2 separate regions of the Homo sapiens genome follow, and region 2 is linked to region 1. A link is a loop called in an ENCODE intact Hi-C map of the cell type or tissue named here. Cell type or tissue: heart right ventricle. All regions are shown on one strand. Each heading gives the region's core, and the rest is flanking DNA. Links, peaks and the distances in the headings are about the cores only.

Region 1 (4,384 bases), core at 169-4,168:
GAAACCAACCCAAAATGTACAGAGCCAAAGCCTATCACCTCCATTGAAGTCAATGCCTGACCCGGTCCTCTGCCCTTGGAGGCAGACAACATTGGCAGCCAAGGCTGTAGGACCTTTCTCCTCACTCACCTACATGCTCACTCATCCCACTTGTGGGATGGGGAATGGCTGCTTTAGCCAAAATTGTGTGTACACATATGGGTGTGAGTGGGTGGCATGTACACATATGTGGGCATGTGTGTGTGTATAAAACCGCCCCTTGCCCATGCCACTGCACAATATGTGTCATGGGCCTTGCTACCATTAGTAGATATAAAGTTATATCTTTTTATGTCTCTGAGCATATATTTACTACATAAATAATGTTACACAAATTAAAATATATAATATATGCTTTTGTCTGTCTACTGTGAAGATTTTTTTCCTTTTACCTGCCTGCCTTTTTCCTTTCAAGCCTCTCCTTCCCTCCCAGCTCCCCATTCCCCTTCCTTCTCCCCACCTTCTCTCTTTTGTAATTTTTTCCTTTATTTTTGTTTTTAGTAGAGACACAGTCTTGCTATGTTGCCCAAGCTGGTCTCGAGCTCCTGAGCTCAAGCATCCTCCTGCCTCAGCCTCCCAAAGTGCTGGGATTACAGGCGTGAGCCACTGCCCAGCCCCCATCTTCTCTCTTATGTCCTTCCTCTCTCTTTTCCATTTCTCCACCCCACATTGCCTCACCCCACACATGTAACCTTGCCCATATTCTTTCAGAACCTTCTCCATACTGATATAATCATATGAGGCTTACATGCCCAGGTGTGTGCGTGCACGAGTGTGTGTGTGCACGTGCATGTGTGTGTGTGCACGCGCTTGTGTGTGTACACAGACATGCATAGGAGATTTTGGCCCTTATTTGTTTTACAAAAGTGGAATTCTATTAAACATACATCTTTGCAAATACCTCGTAGAAAGCCTACAAGTTAAAGAGCAGAGCTCCAATTTTTTCATCTCATTGCTTCCTGCCACTCACCTTGAGGACGCATCTTAATCCACCCACCTCCTCATTGATGAGCGCTCCGTCTGTGCTCCGCCTCTATTCACAGTGCTGCCATTGACAACTTTTTTCATGTGTTCTGATGTGGTGGTGTGTCTGTTTCTAGAATTACAATAGTGAAAAGTATGCGTATGTTTTATTTTAGTACAGGTTGCCAAATTGCTGTTTACCAAAACCTGAAGCAGTGCCCTGTAAGGGGAAAACTCCAGCCACAGCTCTCATGGCTGCCCTCCATGATAACAAATGATACAGCATTGTGACTTTAATTTGCATTTATTCAACCACCAATACACTTGAGAATGTTTTTATAGTTGAGTGGCCATTTGGATTGCTCTTCTGTGAATTTTCTGTTTGTGTCGTTTGTCCACTTTTTAAAATTGTGTTATCTTTTCTTGCAAATTTGTAAGAGTTCTTTGTATACTACGCACTGTATTCTAGAGAATGATCCTTTGTCCTTTGGGTTATGAGATAGTATTATTAGATAGTATTTTCCCAATCTGTTTCTTTCTTTCTTTTTTTTTTTTTTTTTTGAGACGGAGTCTCACTCTGTCACCCAGGCTGGAGTGCAGTGGCGCGATCTCGGCTCACTGCAAGCTCCGCCTCCCGGGTTCACGCCATTCTCCTGCCTCAGCCTCCCGAGTAGCTGGGACTACAGGTGCCCACCACCACGCCCGGCTAATTTTTTTTTTGTATTTTTTTAGTAGAGACGGGGTTTCACCGTGTTAGCCAGGATGGTCTCGATCGCCTGACCTTGTGATCCGCCCGCCTCGGCCTCCCAAAGTGCTGGGATTACAGGCTGAGCCACCGCGCCCGGCATCTGTTTCTTTATTAAATTTGCTGATGGTATTCTTCACCATGCAAAGTTTTAAAATTATTATATAAGCAAACATGTCTGTCTTTTATAGCTTCTGAATTTCCTATTTTGGCTAAGAATCAGTCTCCTAGGTTTCTTCAGTTTTGCTTTGGTTTGGTTTTGGCTATTTTAACATTTATAACGTCATCTAGAATTCAGTTTGGGATTGTGGTGTGTGAGAGGGTCCAGTTTATTTCCTTCTGATGGAGAGACAGGTTGGCCAGGGCCATTGAGGGGACACGCTAGCTTTTCCCTCTTACTTGTAACGCTTCCTTTTTAATCCGTTAACCTCGCATATACTGGACTCCCTTCCTGAATTGTCTCACTGTTCCAGGAATCTAGTTGTCTCTTCCCACATAGACACTATATCGGTTGGTTACAAAATGTCCTCATTTGGTTCCGCCGGCTGCTGTTTTTCATGCTTATCTTGCAGACCTTGGTCATTTATTTACCCATGCAAAAATATTCCTATGCAAGAATGTGATATGCCTTCCATCTGTTCAGATTTTCTCTAATGTCCTAAGGCTGGTTTTATAGTTCTCTTCCTAGGGTCCTTCCCTTTCAAACGAAAGTCTCCTGTGTATGATTTATTTCCTTAAATCACTTCAACAAATGTTTATTGAACACAAATAGTCAGACGGAGCCCGAAGCTGCAGGGTCCGCGGTACTAGGAGCCTGCAGGCTGGAGGGGAAGGGGCAGAAGAAGACTGGGGAGGCAGGATGGGACAGGGCGGGAACAGGAAGGAGACCCCTTGAGGGACCTGCGCAGGGTTCCAGCCCCGCGACCCACCGGCAGAGGGCGGTACCAAGGAGGGTCCGTGCGGGCTTCTCGGTCCCTGGCAACCCGCTGGTCACTGTCTTCCAGGACTGGTAGAGGGCGGCCTTGGGCCCCTGCAGGCGGGAGGCAGGAGACGGGGCCTGCCCACCTCGCCCCAGGCTGCTGTGCCGCACCCAGGGTGGCCCAGAGCCGCGGTGCCAGCGGTGCCAGCCTGAGGCAGGGTGCAGTATAGGGACCTGGGCCAGGCCCCAGGGGAAAGCGCTTCCCTCCAGCCGCGGACACCCCAGGGGCCACGGCGGGGTTGGCGGGAGTCCGGCCAGGAATCCGAAATCGGGTTCCAGGAATCTGGGGCCGCGGCCTGGGTCCAAAAGACCCCTCCGCTTGTTCCTGTGGGGCGGGTAAAAGCAGACCCCAGGGAGTACATGGATAGGCAAAATCGTATGATTCAAAAGGAACAAAAAGGGTGCACAGTGCCCCTCGCCCCCATTCCATCAATTCAGGACCTTTGTCAGTCTTATAGATGAAAACGCCTACTAGAGATTTAATTCTCATTTTCTCTTACGAGTGAGTTCTGGCATCATTTCATGTTAAAGCCCTTTGTAATAATCATATGATCCAGCAATTCCACTTCTAAGTATACATACATCCAAAAGAATTGAAAGCAGGGACTCGAACAGGTATTTGTACACTCATGTTCACAGCAGCGTCACTCATAATAGGCCAAATGTGGACATAACCCAAGGGTCTGTCTGCAGATGAGCGGGTAAACAAAACGTGGTACAGTAGTCCCCTTTATCGGCGCATGACAGTTCCATGACCCCCGGTGGATGCCGGAAACCATGGATAGCATTGAACCCTACCTACATATGCCAAGGGTTTTTTTCCCCCTTTTCCGTGTGTGTGTGTGCGTGTGTGTGTGTGTGTGTGTGTGTGAGAGAGAGAGAGAGAGAGAGAGAGAGAGGGTTCTCACTCTATTGCCCAGACTGGTCTTAAACTCCTGGGCTCAAGAGGTCCTCCCACTTCCACCTTCCAAAGTGTTTTTCAGGAGTACAGGCCTGAGCTACAAGGCCCAACCCTGTTTATTTCGTATACATACATCCCTATGATAAAGTTTAATTTATGAATTAGGCACAGTAAGACATTAACAATAACGAATCATAAATAGAACGGTTAAGTAAAATAAAGATTGCTTGTACACAAATGCCGCAATACTGAGATCACCAATATGATAACCAAGCTGGGTACTAAGTGACTAACAGGCAGTGGCATAGATGCGGGAAATTTTGTCACACTACTCACAGCAGTGAGAAATTTAAAACTCATGAATTGTTTATTTCTGGAATCTTCTGTTTAATATTTTCCGACTGCAGTTGACCCCAGGTAACTTAAACCATGGAAGAAGAAACCCCAAAAAGGGGGGAACTGTTGTATATACATACAGTGGTGTATTATTCAGCCTTAAAAAGGAATGAAATTCTGACACGTGGTATAAACATGGACAGACCTCAAAGGCATTATACTAAAAAATAAGCCAGACACAAAAGAACAAATATTGTATGACTTCACGTATATGAAATATCTAGAATAGGCAAATTCACAGAGACAGAATCATGGTTGCTAGGGATTGGGGGTGGGGGGGTATAGGGAATTATTTAACGGGTACAGAGTTTCAGTTTGGGGAGATGAAAAAGTTCTAGAAATGGATAGTGGTTAACCACAA
Region 2 (4,384 bases), core at 107-4,106, 84 kb after region 1:
AAGGGCCAGGCTGCACTCCCCTTCAGCCCCCTGGTCATCCCGGCCTTCCCGGCCCACTTCCTGGCCACCGCAGGCCCCTCGCCCATGGCCGCTGGCCTGATGCACTTCCCCCCAACGTCCTTCGACAGTGCCCTCCGCCACAGACTTTGCCCGGCCTCATCTGCCTGGCACGCACCACCAGTCACAACCTATGCAGCGCCCCACTTCTTCCACCTCAACACCAAGCTGTAGGCCAGCCCATGGTGTTGTGTACACTGTGGAGTCGACAGGGGCCTACAACAGGCAGGTACTGCTGCCAGGGGGCTCTGAACTAGTGCCTGCTACCCAGGACACCCGGGCCATGCCCCTGGCTGGGCAGCCTGGCACAAGTGAAGAAGAAGGCAGTGGGAAAACTGGGTTTATCTCAAGGCAGCAGCCTGAGCCCAGGAGCAGAGGACCCAGTTGTTATAAGGCGCTGGGAGAGGATGGGCAGCTCCCACTGCCCCAGAGCGGAGCTCGAAGCACCCAGGTTGCCCACGGAAAATCCAATAAAAAGACACCAGTGTGAATCCACGTAGCCCTGAGGTGTGTGTGGTATGGGCCTTTGCAACGGCAGGCAAGGCGGGGGTGAGCTTGTGGGTGGGGCTGCCATTAGGGGGCCAAGGAGGTGGACCTGAACGCCACTACCCCACTGAAGAGCGGGCCCAAAGCAAACCCCAGCCTCTGCCGTTTAGGCAGCCTCTAACATCTGTCCTTGCCTTCAGTCCAGTTTCCTAGTTGAGCTTCAGGGAATGCTTGCTGCCTTCCTCATTGTGGAGATGGGGATTGGAGGTCCTGGGAGGGTCGGTGACTTGCCCAGGTTCCCCTGGCAGGAGGGGCAGGGGAGGGCTGCACAGGCTGTGTGACTCCCGTGCTCTGAGCGGGACCCCAGGCTGTTACCAGTGCCCCTGGGGGGTTGGGGGTGTGACCAGGAAGCCTGAGTTGGTCTGCGTTGGTGGTGGATGTAGATTTCTGGGGCCTGCAGCTGAGCCCTCTCTGCAGCCCCACCCCACTTGCCTGAACCGCATGGACAGACCAGAATGACCACTGGATTGAAATCACCGGAGGTGCCTGGAGGGAAAGGGGAGCAAATCCACTGGTCTGGGCCTGGGTGTCTGCATCGGTAACAAGCCCCTGCAGTTTCAGATGTGGTTGCCCCAGGGCTCATATTAGAATCCCTGCGGCTTGACGCCCTGCTTCCTGCAGGCCGGATGGGAGCAGGGCCTTGGCTCAGGAGGAGGGAGGGTGGGTTCTTTTCAGAGGCACTGTCCCCTCCCTCCACAAGCAGCCTGCACCCAAACAGCTTCACATGTAGTCCTGGAAAAGTGGGGCTACTGCTGGCCAAGCAGAGGGCAGATGTCGGGGCTACAGGTGTGAGCAGGTCAGTGGGTGACACGCACCACTGGAACTTACCCTGGCCGCTGGGGCTGGGATGCTCATGAACTCCGGCCATGGGAAGGGCCCCCATAGGTTGCAGGTAGAGAGGCCAAGGCCGGGGATGGGCAGGGTCTTGCTTGCCCAAGGCTACCATCCACGATGACAGAACCCAGACCAGGGAACGTGCAGCATGCCTGGCACCAGGGAGTGGGTGGCCAGGCCAAAAGGGCACCCTATCCAGCCCCTGCCCCTGGCCACCTCCTTCAGGAGCAGCCTGTGGAGGAGAGCTCAGGCACCTTCCAAGCGAGGCCTGTGACGGGTGGAGGGGCAAAGAGTGGTGCTCCCTGCTGTTGAGAGCACTCAGGCTCTGCAGGGGCATCTCCCAACCTTCCACCTCTTTCCTTCTGAGAGATGCCAAGATGTCAGCCTGAGCACCTGGAGTGACCAGCCCTGAGCTCCGCACTGCCACATGCGCCCGTGTGCAGTCCATCTCTCCGAGCTGTGGAGGCTCAGTGGATGATAAAGAACGGGGAGGGGCTGGGTGCAGTGGCTAACACCTGTAATCCCAGCATTTTGGGAGGCCAAGGGGGGTGGATCACCTGAGGTCAGGAGTTTGTGACCAGCCTGGCCAAGATGGTGAAACTCCATCTGTACAAAAACTACAAAAATTAGCCAGGCATGGTGGCGGGCACCTGTAATCCCAGGTACTTGGGAGTCTGAGGCAGGAGAATCACTTGAACTCGGGAGGCAGAGGTTGCAGCGAGCCGAGACTGCGCCACTGCACTCCAGCCTGGGCAACGAGCAAAACTCGGTCTCAAAAAAAAAAGAAGGGAGGAGCTGAGTTCTGCCCACCCTCCAGGCCCTGGGTGCTGGGCCACAGATCACTGGGGTCGGATCCCCTGCCTGGATAAAAGGGGAGGTGACCCTGTTGTGTGCAGGGTCCTGCCCAGCATGGGGCAGGGTGCCCTTCATCTACGAAGCAACATTGGCCTGGCCCTGGCACAAAGATGGGCAGGCGGCCCGTCAGCAGGACTTGAGGGCAGGCAGCTCAGCGCTGCGATCACGGCGCCCTCTGGAGGCCGATCTGAAGAATGCACTTCCCGTGGGACGTCTGTCCTGGGCAGGTGGGCGCCCTGGGCAGGACGCAGGGGACCCTGCTTTGGCACAGATGCTAGAGCCGGATGTAGTCATGCTTCCAGGGCACCCTCTGGGCCCAGTGCCCCACAGCCCGGTACTAGCTGTACCCGATTCTCGGAGGGTAGCGTCCTGGCTCACAACCCGCCTGAATGGTGGGGTCCCGTCAGTGCCTCTGATTCCTCAGTGAGCAGAGACTGAGGACAAGTACCAGGGCTGGAGACCTGAGGTTGAGGGGAGGAGGGGACGAGAATGAGTGATCTCAGACGGGAGCACCGCCATGCCCTGGGGCCTCTGGGAAGCACTAGGTTCCACCTGAGGTTGGTGGCACGGGTTTTGGGTTTCGGCGGGACCAGGCCACAAGCTGTGTGACGATTCGGAGTAGGGGAGAGTCAGGTTCCACCGAGGAGGCACTGGGCCGGGACAGTCTGGCACAGCAGAGCGGGACAGGGAGCTGAGGCGAGTGCAGGGAGCCAGGCCAGTGGAAGGCCTGGAGTCCAGGCTGGGTGCGGGGAGCCAAGGACGGTTGGCGGGACTGATGCAGCGCAGTGGGGCTCCGAGAACCGCAGGACTCAAGGAGGTGGCCTGGGGATAAGAGGCATGGCTGACGTTCCCTGTACCTGGGTGCACTCGTGGGAGTGAGTGGAGGAGAGCAGGCCAAGGAACGAAGGGGCTGGGGCGTGGGAATCCTTGGAGTCACCGCCTTTGTGCCAAGGTCAGGCAAGAAGTGGGGAGGAGGGGCTCGGGGTCCACAGCAAGGCCACGATGCAGGGGCAGCAACATGGGCTGGCAGCAACCCCCACCTCGGGACAGCGTGGAGAAGCGACCTGCACTGGAGGGAGCTGAGGGAGTGGTCTCAGGGTGGGCACAGCCATGGGCTGGCAGGGGAGGAAGCAGAGGGGCAACTGGGAGCCCAGGCAGGGAAGTGAGAGACCTCCACCACTCAGCAAAGGTTTACCCTCAAAACCAGAGGGTGGGCCAGGTGCGATGGCTCATGCCTGTAATCCTAGAACTTTGGGAGGCCAAAACAGGCAGATCACCTGAGGTCAGGAATTCGACACCAGCCTGGCTAACATGGCAAAACCCCATCTCAACTAAAAATACAAAAATCAGCCGGGCGTGATGGCATGCACCTGTAGTTCCTGCTACCAGGGAGGCTGAGGCAGGAGAATCACTTGAACCCAGGAGGCGGAGGTTGCAGTGAGCTGAGATTGTGCCATTGCACTCCAGCCTGGGCTACAAGAGTGAAACTCTGTCTCAAAAAAACAAACAACAGAGGCTGCTGACAGTGGCCTGAGATGTGTTTAATTTTTTTTTTTAAGAGATGGGGTCTTGCAGTGTCACCCAGGCTGGAGTGGTGCTGTGGCTATTCACAGGCAAGACCATCATGCATTGCAGCACCCAAACTCCTGGACTCAAGCAGTCCTCCCACCTCAGCCTCCCAAGCAGCTGGGACTACAGGTGCATGTCACGGCAGCCAGCTAAATGTTTTTAAATAGTTGCCAGAATTTAAAAATCAGATTTCACATAAAAATGTGGGTATCAGGCTTCTCTTTAAAAACCAGAATTTTTGGCCAGGCGCTATGTCTCACGCCTGTAATCCCAGCACTTTGGGAGGCCGAGGCAGGCAGATCACCTGAGGTCAGGAGTTCAAGACCAGCCTGGCCAACATGGTGAAACCCCGTCTCTACTAAAAATACAAAAATTAGCCGGGCGTGGTGGCAGGCGCCTGTAATCCCAGCTACTCCGGAGGCTGAGGCAGGAGAATCACTTGAACCTGGGAGGCAGAGGTTGCAGTGAGCCAAGATCGTGCCATGCACTCCAGCCTGGGCGACAGAGTGAGACTGTCAAAAAA

Evidence for each region. A loop is a pair of places that touch in the nucleus more often than their neighbours do. Peaks named below come from ENCODE experiments on the same cell type or tissue, not always from the same donor. Only the 100,000 strongest peaks of a DNase experiment are listed, where the experiment ranks them.
Region 2: a loop joins it to region 1, with 3 times the contacts of the local background. A loop is called at or near these places in 10 of 110 quality-filtered maps.

The regions. Positions count from the first base shown.
Region 1 is chr2:96,468,055-96,472,438 of GRCh38, forward strand. No RefSeq gene overlaps it. Among named protein-coding and RNA genes, the nearest start is that of NEURL3, 35 kb to the right of the region's middle. RefSeq lists a silencer at 2,715-2,944. In heart right ventricle, for the core only: CTCF peaks have their summits at 2,669 (motif pointing right) and 2,870; a DNase peak (open chromatin) is centred at 2,717; H3K4me3 peaks cover 1,094 bases.
Region 2 is chr2:96,552,083-96,556,466 of GRCh38, forward strand. ARID5A (AT-rich interaction domain 5A) reads left to right here. Exons shown (of 7, transcript NM_212481.3): 7 at 1-552. The coding sequence ends at 231. Among named protein-coding and RNA genes, the nearest start is that of ARID5A, 18 kb to the left of the region's middle. RefSeq lists an enhancer at 1,727-2,252. In heart right ventricle, for the core only: CTCF peaks have their summits at 2,479 (motif pointing left) and 2,712; a DNase peak (open chromatin) is centred at 2,419; H3K4me3 peaks cover 604 bases; H3K27ac peaks cover 427 bases.